Linked DNA regions of Homo sapiens: all the other regions are linked to region 1. A link is a loop called in an ENCODE intact Hi-C map of the cell type or tissue named here. Cell type or tissue: PC-3. All regions are shown on one strand. Region 1 has its middle 63 kb from the start of ACSL3. Region 2 overlaps ACSL3 (acyl-CoA synthetase long chain family member 3). Region 3 overlaps ACSL3 (acyl-CoA synthetase long chain family member 3).

Region 1 (5,000 bases):
GGGGGATAGGGAGACCAGTGAGGGAATCCCTGCTTGGGCTTCCAGGGGCCAAGTGCTGCTTGTGGAAGAAGCTCTGCATTGGGGAGAGGGGGGTCCTCAGTACTTTGGAACTGACTAGCCACTTAATTCCCATTCATTTGAGTGCACGTAGGAAGCCCAAGGAGCAGTTTTGAAGGGGACAGGTATCAAAACCCTACACTGACATCCACGTGACCATCTTCTCTCTTTCTCTCTCTCTCTCTGAGACAGAGTCTTGCTCTGTTGCTCAGGCTGGAGTGCAGTGGCATGATCACAACTCACTGCAGCCTCAATCTCCTGGGCTCAAGAGGTCCCACCTCAGCCTCCCAAGTAGCTGGGACTACAGGTGCACACCATCACGACTGACTAATTTTTGTATTTTTTTGTAGAGATAGGGTTGTGCCATGTTGCCCAGACTGTACTAATGTCTTTAATGGTGTTTAACATCACTCCTGCTAAATCGATGGCTTTAAGACTGTTTCTTATAGTCCCTTGTCTTCCCCTGAAGAGTTTATGTAGCACACATCTTCCACAGAGCAAGGATACAATGAACGTTTGTCTGTATGTCTTGCCTTCTTTCAGGAAGAGAACAGTCACGCCTCATGATCAGCTGAGTGTGTGAGTTAAGCAGCAGAATCATGAAGACATTCCTGTCCTGCTGGAGTTGACTGCCTGTGTGTAGAGTTGCACTTTACCCCTCTACTCCTTTTCCATCACCTCCCCTTCCTATCCACAACTCTCACCATGAAAACAGTGCAGAGGCGAATTTCCAGACTGGACGCTTCCAAGCCAGCTTACCTGTACCCTTAACAGATGTGCCAGTTGGGAAACTATTTCGTGTTTCTCCTTAAACAAACTCCTTAATCCTTCCTTAAGCAATGAAAACAACTGATTTCTCTTAGTCAACACAATAAAAACCTTCAGAAAGTAATTACAAAATTGCTTGCAGGTAACAACCTATAAGACCTATAAGAAATGTCCTCTTTGTGTTAAGAACGCAATCTCTTTGGTATAGTGATATGATCTCCAAAATTACATTTGCAACATCAGGCAATGAAACAAAGGAACATCTTAATAAATTAATCCTAAAATAACTTCGTTATAGCAGAATGTTATCTGAATTTGGAAATGGGAAATCCTGAAGTATATGGCAGAAAAGAATTTGTCTATGAACAGCAATTTGCCAACAAGATCAGGAGGGAACTAAACTCAAAGATATGTTGTCAATGTGCACAGTGTCCATGCCTAGAACTTGGTAAAATTGCTCCCTTTAAGGTACTGGCTACAATTGAATGTGAACCTAGAATGAATGTCAGTAGGTTTCGTTAGGCCATGGGGCCCATCCTGCCTGACACCCAAATCTCACCTCACGCTGAGGTTCCTGGGATTGGGATTGAGTCCAGAAACAATTGTGCATCTCTAAGAGATTCCCACTGTACAACCAAGTGGCTTCCTGCTGAAGTATTCTCCAATCAAGTGGTGGGTCAGTTCTGAAAGGAGCTGACCTGTCATGTTAAGGGGAATGCTGGTTCAAAGAGCTACACCTGGGCTGCACCTCCACCTTCAGAGCTGCAGACACCTGGGCCACACCTACACCTTTACAGCCTCATACTTATCTCAAGGCTCCCCATAACCCAGGAAAAGTAAGCAGAGGTAGCTAAAAGACTGGATCACCTGTCAACACAGTTGGGTCATCTCTCAGTGCATCAACTAAAGGGTATTTTCTGGGCAGTATATAAACTTGGATTTTAGAATACCAATCCACTGCATTCTTTAAATATTGTCTAGAAAATTGGAAAAATAAGACTGGGTGCGGTGGCTCATGCCTATAATCCCAGCACTTTGGGAGGCCGAGGAGGGTGGATCACTTAAGATCAGGAGTTTCAGATTAGCTTGGCCAATATGGTGAAACCTTGTCTCTACCAAAAATACAAAAATTAGCTGGGTGTGGTGGCACATGCCTGTTGTCCCAGCTACTTGGGAGGATGAGGCAGAAGAATCCCTTGAACCTGGAAGGCAGAGGTTACAGTGAGCCAAGATTACGCCACTGCACTCCAGCCTGGGTGACAGACCAAGACTCTGTCTCAAAAAAAGAAAAAGAAAATTAGAATAATAAAAAAGAAAAGGAGGAATTATTTTTCTGAGTGCCACTCAGAAATAGGAAGTTGATTGTGTTTTAGTCACTGGAGTTAAAATAAGTCATTAATCATCCTCTTCCCCTGTCTTTTAAGAATCATCATTACGGTCATGTGTCACCTAATGAGGATACATTCTGAGAAATGTGTCATTAGGCAATTTCGTTGTTATTTGAATGTCATAGATGTACTCATACAAACCTAGATAGTATAGCCTACTACACACTTAGGCTGTATAGTACAGCCTGTTGTTCTATAAATCCTATATAACATGTGACTGGACTGAATACCATGGGCGATTAAAACACAATGGTAAGCATTTGTGTATCTAAACATAGAAAAGGTACAGTAAAAATACAATATAAAATTTTTTTAAATGGAACATCTATTTAGGGCAGCTCCATTATAATCTTACGGGACCACATTGTATATAGATGCAGTTCATCTTTGAGCAAAACATCATGATTTGACACATGATTTACTTTAAAGCAAGTAAATGACTGATATAGTAATAGGCAGAAAGTTGGTCATTGAATGGCTAGAGCTTTTCCTAAAAAAAAAAAAAAAAAAAAATACAAGGCCAAGAACTGGCTTTTAAATTTTTCAAATACTTTCTTTCAGAAACAATAATAGGGCAATTCTTTGCCAAAGGCAGACGGCATCAAGTTCAAAAGGAATAAAGACTTAATGGCTATGCCCCCTAGAGTCAAAGAAGATAAGCTGCAGGAAAGATTATTTTGGGGGAGGAGGAAGTTTAGGGGAAAGATAGTGACCCTTTTACATTTATTATGGTAGCATTATCTTCAGCAAATAAATGTCATCTGCATTTATTTGCTGAGGGTTCAGAGACCCTGGCAGCAGTCACAGAAATCCGTTCTAACAAGATTAAACATTCTCAAAAATAATTTCTCAAGTGTGGAACCTAGGCGGTCTTCCCCTTAACATTAGGTATAGGTTCTGCTTGTCGGGCTCCTGTTTTTCATCTTTTACTGTAGGAAAAAAATTCCAAAATTTCTTTGACACATGAAGAGCAGATTTGAAAAGCTGCAGTTCATCTGAAGTGTTTTAGGTACAGCAGAGGAGGCACCCTGGGGCCTGATTATTGGGTATTGTGGGAGCAGCTCATCGTCTCTCTGGCTCAGCAGGCTCACACCACTGCCTGTCAGTGCCCAGGATGACAACTCACTGCAAAGAGCCAAGGGCCCCCTCCTGGGAACAGTCAGCTCCCGGAGGCTTGGGTCTGTTTCTTCTGCAGCTGGACATTCACATCCAGTACAGTGTTTACAACAGAGATAGCACTCAATAAATATTTGTTGAGTGATGAACAAATGTATGCATGTCAGCTCTTGGGCAGCAGCCTGGAATCACTTCTGAGGTTTTTGGTTCAGGATCTATACTGACTTTTCCAGGATGTCCTTTGATCGCTGGGTGTTGACTTCTGCAGTGCAAATGTGGTAAATGAGTCCTTCCTCAGAGCAATTCTCAGGCATGAGGAGGTACAGCAGGCCGCTGTGAGGAAGTTTTAGCTGTGAACATCATGCCTTTCTGTTCCTGGGACTGGCCACAGTTCCAAGAAACATCTTAGGCAGTTTTCCAACATGGCGAGGTTGATGTCTTCACTGTCATTTCATTTATGGTGCAAAAGAAAAGTAGCCAGGACATCACCCTGAGACTGAGACCTTTGGAGCCACAGAGGGATATTTTCTGGAGACAGGAAGGCTCTCTAGAGTCATTGTCAAAAGGCAGTTTGTTATTATAAGTTCTTGTCAAAGATTGCCTAGAATTTGTACGTTATACATAACCCAGAAAAGAAAACACAACATCCAGTTTGTATCAAACAAAGGGCAGCTAAAAACTGGCTTTTCATTTGTCAGAGTGCTAAGTATCCTGTGGATTTATCCTCAGAACAAAGTTCTGCTTATACTGCAAATATTTATTCTAGTAACAATGAGTACAGCAGGATATAGGGCCGTAGAATAGTTTGCACAGTGGAACTTTATTTGAAGAAGTGGGGCATGTCCAGGTAAAGTTTGCATATGATAGCAGATTTTCCAATCACGTATTTCCCTTTCCCTCTGGACAAGGTGACATTTGGGGGGAAGTGTGGTAAAATTTGGGACAGGCAAGGTTGCCTTTTAATCTTTAATGAAGGTGCCTTGAAAATGGCCTAATTCTGGTTGCTTGTAGGTATCACTGACTGACAGGTTTACAGAATGTCCCACAGATATACTATGCCCCTGACAGCCCAGGAGACAGGGATGTTCCTAAGCCCCAAATATCAAGAGTGAAGGCTGCTCTTTGGATACGTGCTAATGCAATCCTAAAACAGGGGGAAAAGAAAAAGGAAAAGAAGAAAAGGGGGAATGTGGAAGCAAGAAAAAATAAAATTAGCTGGGCGTGGTGGCGTGTGCCTGTAATCCCAGCTACTTGGGAGACTGAGGCAGGAGAATCTCTTGAACCTGGGAGGCAGAGGTTGCAGTGAGATGAGATTGCACCACTGCACTCCAGCCTGGGTGAAAAAGTGAGACTCTGTCTCAAAAAACAAAAACAGACAAAAATAAAAAACATAAGAAAGAGAAAGAATGAGGAGCACTTAGAAAAGGAAGCGGAGTTCATTAGTTCATTGGGGAGGGGAATAAAGGCTTATGGAGGAAAGTGTCAGCAGCTGAGGTCCAAATAGCACAAAAAAAGAATTTGGCAGGGAAAGGGGGCACTCAGACAGCATTGTGTTTGGTGTTTGGGTACTTTGTAATGGAAAAGCAGGCTGTAGCCTGAGGCCCAAGATCAGGTCAGGCTAGGGAACAAAGGCAGCATGTAATGGGTATGGTGAGTCAGCATGAACCCAAA
Region 2 (5,000 bases), 82 kb before region 1:
TGAGCATCACCATACATTTTCTTAAGTATTTAAGAAAAGTGAGGCCGGGCGCAATGGCTCACACCTATAATCCCAGCACTTTGGGCAGGTGGACCACCTGACGTCAGTTCATGACCAGCCTAGCCAACATGGTGAAACCCCATCTCTACTAAAAATACAAAATTAGCTAGGGGTGGTGGCGCATGCCTGTAATCCCAGCTACTTAGGAGGGTGAGGCAGGAGAATCGCTTGAACCCGGGAAGCGGAGGTTGCAGTAAACCAAGATCGCACCATTGCACTCCAGCCTGGGCGACAAGAGTGAAACTCCATCTCAGGGGTGGGGCGGGGAGTGAATATCAATTACTAAGTTTTAAAGGAACATCTTATTCAGAAACAAAATTGCTTAAACTTAAAAACAGTATATTTATTAGAAATCAACATTAAACATCATACTGAAAAGCAAATTCCAACCAAGTAAGGGACAACAAGGCCAACTATGATCATAATTATTATATATCAAGAAGGCTCTAACTCTATGCTGTCCAATGCGGTAACCGCAAGTGCCACTGCACACCTGAAACGTGGCTAGTCCAAACTGAGATGTGATCTAAGTGTAAAATACACATGGGATTCCAAAGACCTAGTAGTAAAAAAAGAACATAAAATAGTTAATTAATAAATTTTATATTGAACATATACACTGAAATAAGATTTTGAATATATTACATTAAACAATGTAATGAAATCAATTGCCTACTAGAAATGTAAAACTACATATATGGCTTACATTTACGGCTCTCAAGGCATGTCTTCTGAACAGCACTGCACTTTAGCCAATGCAATGAAAAAATAAACGACAGTTATGAATACTGAAAAAGACAGAATCATTATTGTGTGCAGATAAGTGCCTGCCTGACAAGAAAATCTGAAGGAATCATTTGAAAAATATCCAACCAGAGGGAGAATTCACAAAAATACTTCGATACCAAGTAAATAATAAAAATAGACAGGTTTTTTTTTGTTTTTTTTTTTTTTGGGAGACAGAGTCTCGCTCTGTCACCCAGGCTGGAGTGCAGTGGCGTGAACTCTGCTCACTGTAAGCTCCGCCTCCCGGGTTCACGCCATTCTCCTGTCTCAGCCTCCTGAGTAGCTGGGACTCCAGGCACCCACCACCACGCCTGGCTAATTTTTTTTTTATTTTTAGTAGAGACAGGGTTTCACCGTGTTAGCCAGGATGGTCTTGATCTCCTGATCTCGTGATCCGCCCACCTTGGCCTCCCAAAGTGCTGGGATTACAGGCATGAGCCACCGCGCCCGGCCAAAAATTGACAGTTTTTTTATATATTATTAATCACCAGTTAGAAATTGAAACGGAAATATAGTCACAATAGCAAACGCAAGTTTAAAATACTTCATGTAATATAACATTCATATTTACATATGGGTGTCTGTGTATGTAAAATGCTACTGATAGACACACACAAAAAAACCCTGAATATATGAAAAGACAGACTTGCTCCTGAGTAGAAAGGATAAATGTAATTCTGCCAAAATTAACCCATAAACCAAATGCAATCCCAATGAAAATCCTACTAGGATTTTTCTTACGTGTTTGTTTTGTATGCTTATGTGATATATTAATTCTAACATTTATCTAGAAGAAAAAACTTTGAGAAACAGCATATTTAATGCATATTTGCCCTATTCCATATCAAAACACGAATTGTTAATACAGAATTTTAAAACCAGAAATAGTCATGGGACTTTTGTATATGGCAATAGTGACATCACAGATCAGCAGGTAAAATCTTATTCAGTAAGTTGCACAGCATCAAAGAAAAATTTTAACAGAGGTAGTAGCTGAATTAAGTCCTGGAAAGATGAGAAGCAGATCCCTGAAGCAAACAACCAGCCTAGTAATACCTCTCTTCCACAGCTCCCATATTCCATAAATAGAAAAAAAAAAAAAAGGTTTATTATTGGTCTTTATTCTGATTCTGAAACAGTCTCCAGTGATGTCAACCCACAGTCCACATTGCCTGGCCTACGACTGTTGGGAAGGGAAGCACTGGCTCTGTTTCACATATGTGATACTGTTCTGTCCCCATCTCCAACACCGCAGACTACGGCAAATGTGTGCATCCACAGGTATCCAGCAGACCTGTGACCAGTGAAGCCTGTATCAAAAACATGAATGTGCTGGTCCAATCATACTCTTCTGTCCAAAACTTGGAATGGGGTATGGAATTGGAGAGAGACAGAAGCAGCTAAGAGGACTGTCAAAATAAACTCATCTTTCAAGATGCAGGATGAGTATAATTACCCACAGACAAAGCTGAATAAATCCCTCCAGGCTCTTATTCCTCCTTCACTCCTGCCTAACAGGGAGGCATGGGTGAGCATACAGTGAGTAATCACAAGTAGCCTGAGATCGCTGGAACACAGGAAATATATGGGGGGAGTTAGCAATGAAAATGTTGTAGATAGCATGAGATCGGTTTTCAAGTAAAGCATTTAACTAAATTTGTTTTTTATTTTATTTTATTTTTTTGAGACAGTCTCGCTCTGTCCCCCAGGCTGGAGTATAGTGGCACCATCTAGGCTCACTGCAATCTCCACCTCCTGGGTTCCAGCAATTCTCCTGCCTCAGCCTCCCACGTAGCTGGGATTACAAGCGCCCGCCACCATGCCCGGCTAATTTTGGTATTTTTTGTAGAGACAGGGTTTCACCCATGTTGACCAGGATAGTCTTGAACTCCTGACCTCAGGTGATCCACCCGCCTTGGCCTCCCAAAGTGTCGAAATTACAGGTGTGAGTCACTGTTCCCAGTCCTAAATGTGTGTTGTTGTTTTTTTTAAGAATGATTACTTGGGTCAACACAGAAAATAAACCGAAAGGGATTCCAGGTATGTGGTTATTACCACAGCCCAAGTGATGAAGTGCAGAATTTAAGGCAGTAGACACAGAAGAAACAGGACCAACTGTACAGGCTTCTCTGAGGTAAAATTAGTAGGACCTGTCAGGTAGGATGTATAGAGTAAGGGCTCTGAAAATTAAAGTCTACATTTCCAGAATGAAAGAATGGTGGCGTGTAACGAGGAATACAAGAAGAACAGACACAAATATGAGCGCATAAATATAGGGCTGGATGTTAAGTTTGTGGGAAAGACCAGAAGAGAGATTCACTATATTGTTAGAAATACAGGGCTGGGGCTCCAAACAGCTGAAGATGCAGAGGTCACAGTCATCATTGACTCTATTCATAGAACACAGAATTCCTCAGAAACAGTATATTCAATTGTAGGATAAAGGATTAAGGGCAGATGCCAGAAGAACCAACAAGAAAGGTAAAGGAACAGGAAACAGTGCCCTAGAAGCCAAAGACAAACACTTGTTGTCAGGAGTGTCAACAAGGCTGCAGAGAAGGCGATAAGCAGCAATGACATTAAAGTACAGCAAGCAGTGGGCCTGGCCTGAAACAATCCATCGCTTTCCTGCCTTCACAATCACATAATTTTTTAAATTACATTAGCATATATTACTCAACCAGTTAGTACATATTTACCAACAGAAAAGCTATTCTTCAGGAATTCCTGAGCTTCCATTAATAAGTATATACTGGTCATTCTGATATGAGATTTTTGGCCTTCCAAAAATTTTCTGGTAATATATTCAAATCTTTCAACTCAATTTAATAAATGCTTACTCAGTATCTCATGTCCATTACTGTGCTAGGTGGCAGGGATGCAGAGACTGATTCATTCATTCAACAAATGTGAGTGTCTCCTATACGCTGGGCACTGGGTGTGCAGCAGTGAATAAAGCACAGTATCTTTCTTTCTAGTGGAAGAATAAATTAAACTTACTCTCCCTGAAGGAGCTCAAAAGAAACACATTATGTTCTTGACTTATCTAAGAAAGACAGCAAATATAATTATTTCATAAAGCTATTTGAAATTAATAACAAGAAACAAAAACTGTGATCACCTATAATTAACATGCCTGTACTCTGGCATCATGTAATACAAAGAAATTTTATTAACTTAAATACACAGCTCCCAATTGTCTACGGGTAAATTATCCATGCATCAAGGGCAATTCCCAAATAGTGACTCACAATTCTGGGTAGTGTTCCATCCAAATTTCTAGCATGTAATCTAACACATGATGTAGTATATAATATATAGGCATTACATATGCCAGTTTTACACTATGTCCACCATTCTCCCCAGAAACATCAATGCAAAGAACAGAAACTGTTACATGCCTACAAAATCATTTCTGAACTAGGTATTTATAAAGGTATAAGTGTATATGTAGCCGTCACTGAGGTTAGTATCTAATAAAAACAACAAATGCCAATATAGATGTTTCTCACCAAAAAAGTAAATCTACGAATGTGCTATGCTTTTCATTCTCAATACCAAAGTTCAGATTTACATAAACAGGCCCTGAGTATTCAACTGATCCTGCCCTCATGGAACTTTCCATCTGGGCTATCATCTGCTCCACCTCTTCATTACAAGGAAAATCACAAAACTAACTTTTAAAAAACACCCTCTAAACAATCTAAGTACAAAACCATCTCTCAAGTACAAAACTCCAAAACTACTCTTAACCATAACCAGTCCTATTCCACCAACTCTTTCACTTCAATCCTTTGACCTCATCCAGAACTCCAATCCCCTTGAGCTCTCCACCATCTTTCTCAATCTATCAGGCCTCCCCCTGCCTGATCTCTACTGTTAATTGACTTATCCTGTAACACACCCTTTCAGTTCCCCAAGCATTCCCCATGTGTGTTCTTGTCCCATGCCTTTATGCTTGGTATGTCCCCTGGGTCCCATCTCCAATCCCCTCCTAACTCAGAAAAACTATGCTCTATCCAGAAGTAAAGGAATATAGATTTTCAATGAACTCTCTCCATCTATTTTTACCTCCATCGTTTATCTCCCCTCCTCCATCAAGGCTGGGTTAGATGTCCTTCCTATGAGCTTCCAAAACACTTCAGGCATACCAT
Region 3 (5,000 bases), 110 kb before region 1:
ACAAGCCTCAAAGACTGCCATCAAACACAACCCCTATACAAAGGGCATCTTAATTTAACTGGATCACAAGTGGGGAAATTTATGGCCCAAAGCTTTGTCCAAAACAATAAAGCAATCAGTTAGCAATTAGTGAAGAATAGTTGCTGGGTGGTGATACCAATGAAAGCAGAAGCTTAACAAGGAGATCTGAGAGTTAAAGAAAGCCCTGCTGAAAATCGGCTATCATCTCTCAAGAAGGGCAGTCCAGGGTGACTATGTGCGTGCCCAAGTGTACCCTCTTGAGGAGAAACATCTGAGGGTACACTGTGCAGAATAAACAAACCTCAGTGTAATAGCTCAGCCAAGTCAGTTAACAAATAAGGAAACAACACAACAAGCAGCAGCCCTGGAAGAGGGGAGGGAAAATCAGTATTCCGAGTTGCTACAAAATACTATCTAAAATGCCCAGTTTACAACACAAAATCATGAGGCATGCAAATAAACAGAAAAGTATGACACACAGAAAGAAGGGAAAAGCAGGCAGCAGAAATTGTCCTTGAAGGCCCAGATGTCAGACTTAGTAGACAAGACAGCAAAGCAGCTATTATAAATATGTTCAAAGAACTAAAAGACTGAATTCTAGCACTCTGGAAAAAAAAAAAAAGAACTAAAGGAAATCATGCTTAAAATACCAAAAATCCAAATCGATTTTACAAGTTAAGGAACACCTCCAAATTTGCTCATGCACAGCTGATGAGAAGTCAGGACTCCCAACTGAGCCTCAGGCTCTGTTCACCATTCCAGGCTATTTTCTTTGACAATGTATTGTGTAGTAATCCAAAGACTGGTCGAGGGAATTTGGTTTTTGCCATAAAGGTCATGGGGAGACATTAAAGCTTTCTGTACAGGAAAATGGCAAAATGAAAACAAACGGTCTTGCTACACCTAGAACATCAGAGTTGCAAAGAATAAACATACCCTAATAACCCAGAAGAAAGATGTTATCCAACTAAGTTCTCTCACTAAAATTTAATTTTGCATGTTTGTTTTTGAATTAAAAATAATATCATGGCCAGACATGGTGGCTCATGCCTGTAATCCCAGCACTTTGGGAGGCCAAGGCAGGCGGATTGCTTGAGCCCAGCAGTTCAAGACCAGCCGGGGCAATATAGTAAAACCTCATCTCTACAAAAAAGAGAAAAATTAGCAGGGTGTGGTGGTGCACACTTGTAGTCCCTGCTACTCGGGAGACTGAGATGGGAGGATCACCTCAGCCTAGGGAGATCGAGGCTGCAATGAGCTGTGATCCTGCCACTGCACTCCAGCTTGGGCAACAAAGCAAGACCCTGTCTCAAAAAACATATATAAAAAAATTAGCCAGATGCAGTGGCTTATCATGAGGCTGAGGCAGGCCTGTTTGAGCTCTTACCACCCCTGAACAATCCTTTTCAAAATCTCACCTGGGACCTAACAAGATGGCAGAAGCTGAAGACAATGTCACAGCTACCTCCCTTAACTGCTGCTGGCAGCAAAGGACTTACTCTAGAGGTCTCCCCAAAGCAAGCACCTCAGACCCCCCTTATTCCACTGTAGTTTCCTGGGACACAGGATCCTGCTGGCAACATCAAGAAAATTCTGACATCCTACTAAAGGCTGTGGGACATGTTCCTATTATGAAAACAAAGAAGCAGGCAGTAGAGTGAACTCGAACCATCCAAAGACTCCTTGACTTCATCAAAAAAGTTCCTTAAACTTGCAACCTCAGTTGTTTATTTATGTGAGTCAGGCTTTTGCTCTTTCCCTGGACCAGGAATTTGGAACCTTCTATGAGTGTTTCAGCAGTGATGGTAAACTAGTTCTACATTACTGCAAATCTCAGGCATGGGAATGAACCACAGAAAAAAACAACTTGCTACTTAAAATGAATTTTCACAGAGGAAATAGTTCTGAAAAGTTTTGATGCTTTGTAGCAAGAGCCTTAACAGATATGACCTATTCAGTATGTGTCCACTATGACCTATGCTAATGCCTAAGAAAACATCCACAGCATGAATGGACTCACAAAAACGTGATTTGTATTAATATACAAATCATCATAAAAGACTGACATCAGAGCAGACCCACCGTTCCTATACATTACTATTCTCATTGCCACAGATCTGCCTCCAAGGTTGAAATGGAGACTAAGACCATATAAACTTCACTACCAGTTCTCAAAATGACCATAATTGTTTTTTGTTTTGTTTTGTTTTGTTTTTTGAGATGGAGTTTCGCTCTTGTTGCCCAGGCTGGAGTGCAATGGTGCGATCTCGGCTCACTGCAACCTCCGCCTCCCAGGTTCAAGCAATTCTCCTGCCTCAGACTCCCGAGTAGCTGGGATTACAGGCATGCACCATCACGCCCGGCTAATTTTGTATTTTTAGTAGAGACGGGGTTTCTCCATGTTGAGGCTGGTCTCGAACTCCTGACCTCAGGTGATCCGCCCGCCTCGGCCTCCCAAAGTACTGGGATTACAGGCGTGAGCCACCGCGCCCAGCCGACCATAATTGTTTTAATGGTAAAAGTTTATTAAAGGGCTTTTTTTTTTTAACTATTCAGGGAACTTCAGTTTGTTTGGGATATGGGATGTTTACATTTATACCCACTGTGTTACCTTCTTGTAAAATAGTCATATTGACCTGCTCACTGAATACCTTAAATAGTCCAGTAGAGGGCAGCCCTGCTGGCAAAAAGGGTTTTACATCTTTACCACACAGTAACAGGAGAAAAGACTGTTTTGTTAATTTTTAGCTAATATCTAGTCAGGAGAGCAAGCATGTTGGGCAAACTGGAAGACTATTTCAGAGAATATACATAGTTTAAATTTATTCCATTGGGATACAGAAAAAAATTTTATAAATTCTGGACAAATGACTCATATAACTCTTTTCAATCCTATCATTTAATATTTCTTGAGTTCCAATCATATAACTATGGTGTTACTCTGTCATTTATTTATATAGTATCAAAAGAACTAAATAATCCCAGCAACATCTTTGAGTGTTTCACAATGCACTTTCCAACTTGAAAGCAATCAATAATTGAAAAACAGGCCAGCATGGTGGCTCACAACTGTAATCCCAGGACTTTGGGAGGCCAGGACAAATGGATCACTTGAGCTCAGAAGTTTGAGACCAGCCTGGGAAACATGACGAAGCCCTGTCTCTACAAAAACTACAAAAGTTAGCCAGGTATGGTGGCACACACTTGTAGTACCAGCTACTCAAGAGGCGGAATCAAGTGGGAGGATGACTTGAGACCAGGAGATGAAAAGTGCGATAAGTTAAGATCATGCCACTGCACTCCGGCCTGGGCCACGAAGCCAGACCTCATCTCAAAAAAAAAAAGAAAATCAACCTTCAATTTTACGTCTATTTCATGACATGACTAACAGTACCATTTTTACTGATGCTACTAGGCTGTAATTTCCTAAGGTGTGATTTGACTTTTTTTTCTTCCTTCTATTTGTAGTACCATATTGATAGAGGCTGGAGGCAGACAAATACCTAGGCAGATAGGGTAGAGTCCCCGGTGAAACCTCACCTTCAAGCCTAAAGCAACCTGAAGGCTGAAAGACTGGACTGCTGGTCCAGGTTGAAACCCGTGACCCAGAGGGAGAAAGTCTGTCCCAGTTTGCCCACCGTTTCCTGACTGATTCTTTCTGAATAATGCCCTAGGGTGGAGCCACCAGGAATTTGTGCCTCATGCAGAGGAGAAGTCTGCACTCTTCAGCTCCTGTGTGGTGGCCCTGGTATTCAATTTGTGAGGTAGAAACCTGCCTGCAGGACCCCTCTCTTTGCTGAGCTTTCCTTTTGCTTAATAAATTCCGCCCTCCTCATCCTTCAATGTGTCCACATGCCTAATTTTTTTCTGGTCATGAGACAAGAACCTGGATTTAGCTGAACTAAGGAGCAAGAATCCTGCATCAATATCTTTTTTAAAGCATTATAATAAATTGAATGGCATGTACAAACAAGATCTAAGGTATGTACTAGAATTCCAAGTATTTATTTTCAAAGGTAATGGTGTGAATGGTATGATTTTATTGAAGGATTTGAATTATATTTTAATCCCTTAAAGCCCAGAATGCAATTTATGGCTACAGGGATCTGCCATACATTAGCCTCAGGGGACGCTAAGTAACAACTAAATTTATAGTGATGAAATCACTGTCTAGTTCTCATTTTCTACCCAAACCTATGAATTTTTGAGTCCCCTTACATCAATGTCTTTATGTAATTAATATAGCTAATAGCACTAGAATAATACTGACAAGTTGAATTACATAACATTATCTTACAAGATTATAAAAATTTGCAATTATGTTGAAAGCTGGAAAGTGTATCAAGTTAAATAAGTTGGATATGAAAAAAGACTTATCTAATTTTGTCCACTTAGTTTACTTAAGTGAATATATTTACACGCATGTATTTAACAAGTAACAAAAATATGTTAAATTTGGGTATTGTGTTTACCACTGAGGTTTCAGATGATAGAATATTTGCTACCTCAACAATATTTGAGTTCTTTTTTTTTTTTTTTTTTTTTGAGACCGAGTCTCACTCTGTCACCCAGGCTGGAGTGCAGTGGCGCGATCTCGGCTCACTACAACCTTCGCCTCCGGGTTCAAGTGATTCTCCTGCCTCAGCCTCCCGAGTAGCTGAGACTACAGGCGTGCTCAATCACGCCCAGCTAATTTTTGTATTTTTAGTAAAGATGGGGTTTCACCATGTTGGCCAGGATGGTCTCGATCTCTTGACCTTGTGATCCGCCCACCTTGGCCTCCCAAAGTGCTGGGATTACAGGCGTGGGCCACCATGCCCAGCCTTTTCTTTTGGACCTAAATAACTAGTTCATTAAATCTAAGGTTAGCTTAAAAAAGATCTCAGCTGTATAAAAGCTGGCTTTTAGACAGAAATAAGTAAGCTGATTTTAAAATTCACATGGATATTAAAAGCACCCAGAACAGCCAAACAATCTTG

Evidence for each region. Hi-C counts contacts between places; a loop is a spot of excess contacts. Peaks named below come from ENCODE experiments on the same cell type or tissue, not always from the same donor. Only the 100,000 strongest peaks of a DNase experiment are listed, where the experiment ranks them.
Region 2: it touches region 1 in a loop (3-fold over the local background); 5 of 110 quality-filtered maps call a loop at or near these places.
Region 3: a loop joins it to region 1, with 8 times the contacts of the local background. A loop is called at or near these places in 57 of 110 quality-filtered maps.

The regions. Positions count from the first base shown.
Region 1 is chr2:222,795,340-222,800,339 of GRCh38, reverse strand. No RefSeq gene overlaps it. Among named protein-coding and RNA genes, the nearest start is that of ACSL3, 63 kb to the left of the region's middle. RefSeq lists enhancers at 3,932-4,854, 4,855-5,000. In PC-3, a CTCF peak has its summit at 2,860 (motif pointing left); a DNase peak (open chromatin) is centred at 3,399; H3K4me3 peaks cover 1,228 bases; H3K27ac peaks cover 2,563 bases.
Region 2 is chr2:222,876,846-222,881,845 of GRCh38, reverse strand. All of the region lies in intron 1 of ACSL3 (acyl-CoA synthetase long chain family member 3), which reads right to left. Among named protein-coding and RNA genes, the nearest start is that of ACSL3, 18 kb to the right of the region's middle. In PC-3, no CTCF peak of the experiment used is centred here; DNase peaks (open chromatin) are centred at 2,365 and 2,845; H3K4me3 peaks cover 1,271 bases; H3K27ac peaks cover 2,250 bases.
Region 3 is chr2:222,901,510-222,906,509 of GRCh38, reverse strand. The region is part of intron 3 of ACSL3 (acyl-CoA synthetase long chain family member 3); the gene reads right to left. It also overlaps the pseudogene ATG12P2. Among named protein-coding and RNA genes, the nearest start is that of ACSL3-AS1, 16 kb to the left of the region's middle. RefSeq lists an enhancer at 1-381. In PC-3, a CTCF peak has its summit at 2,704 (motif pointing right); DNase peaks (open chromatin) are centred at 1,779 and 2,699.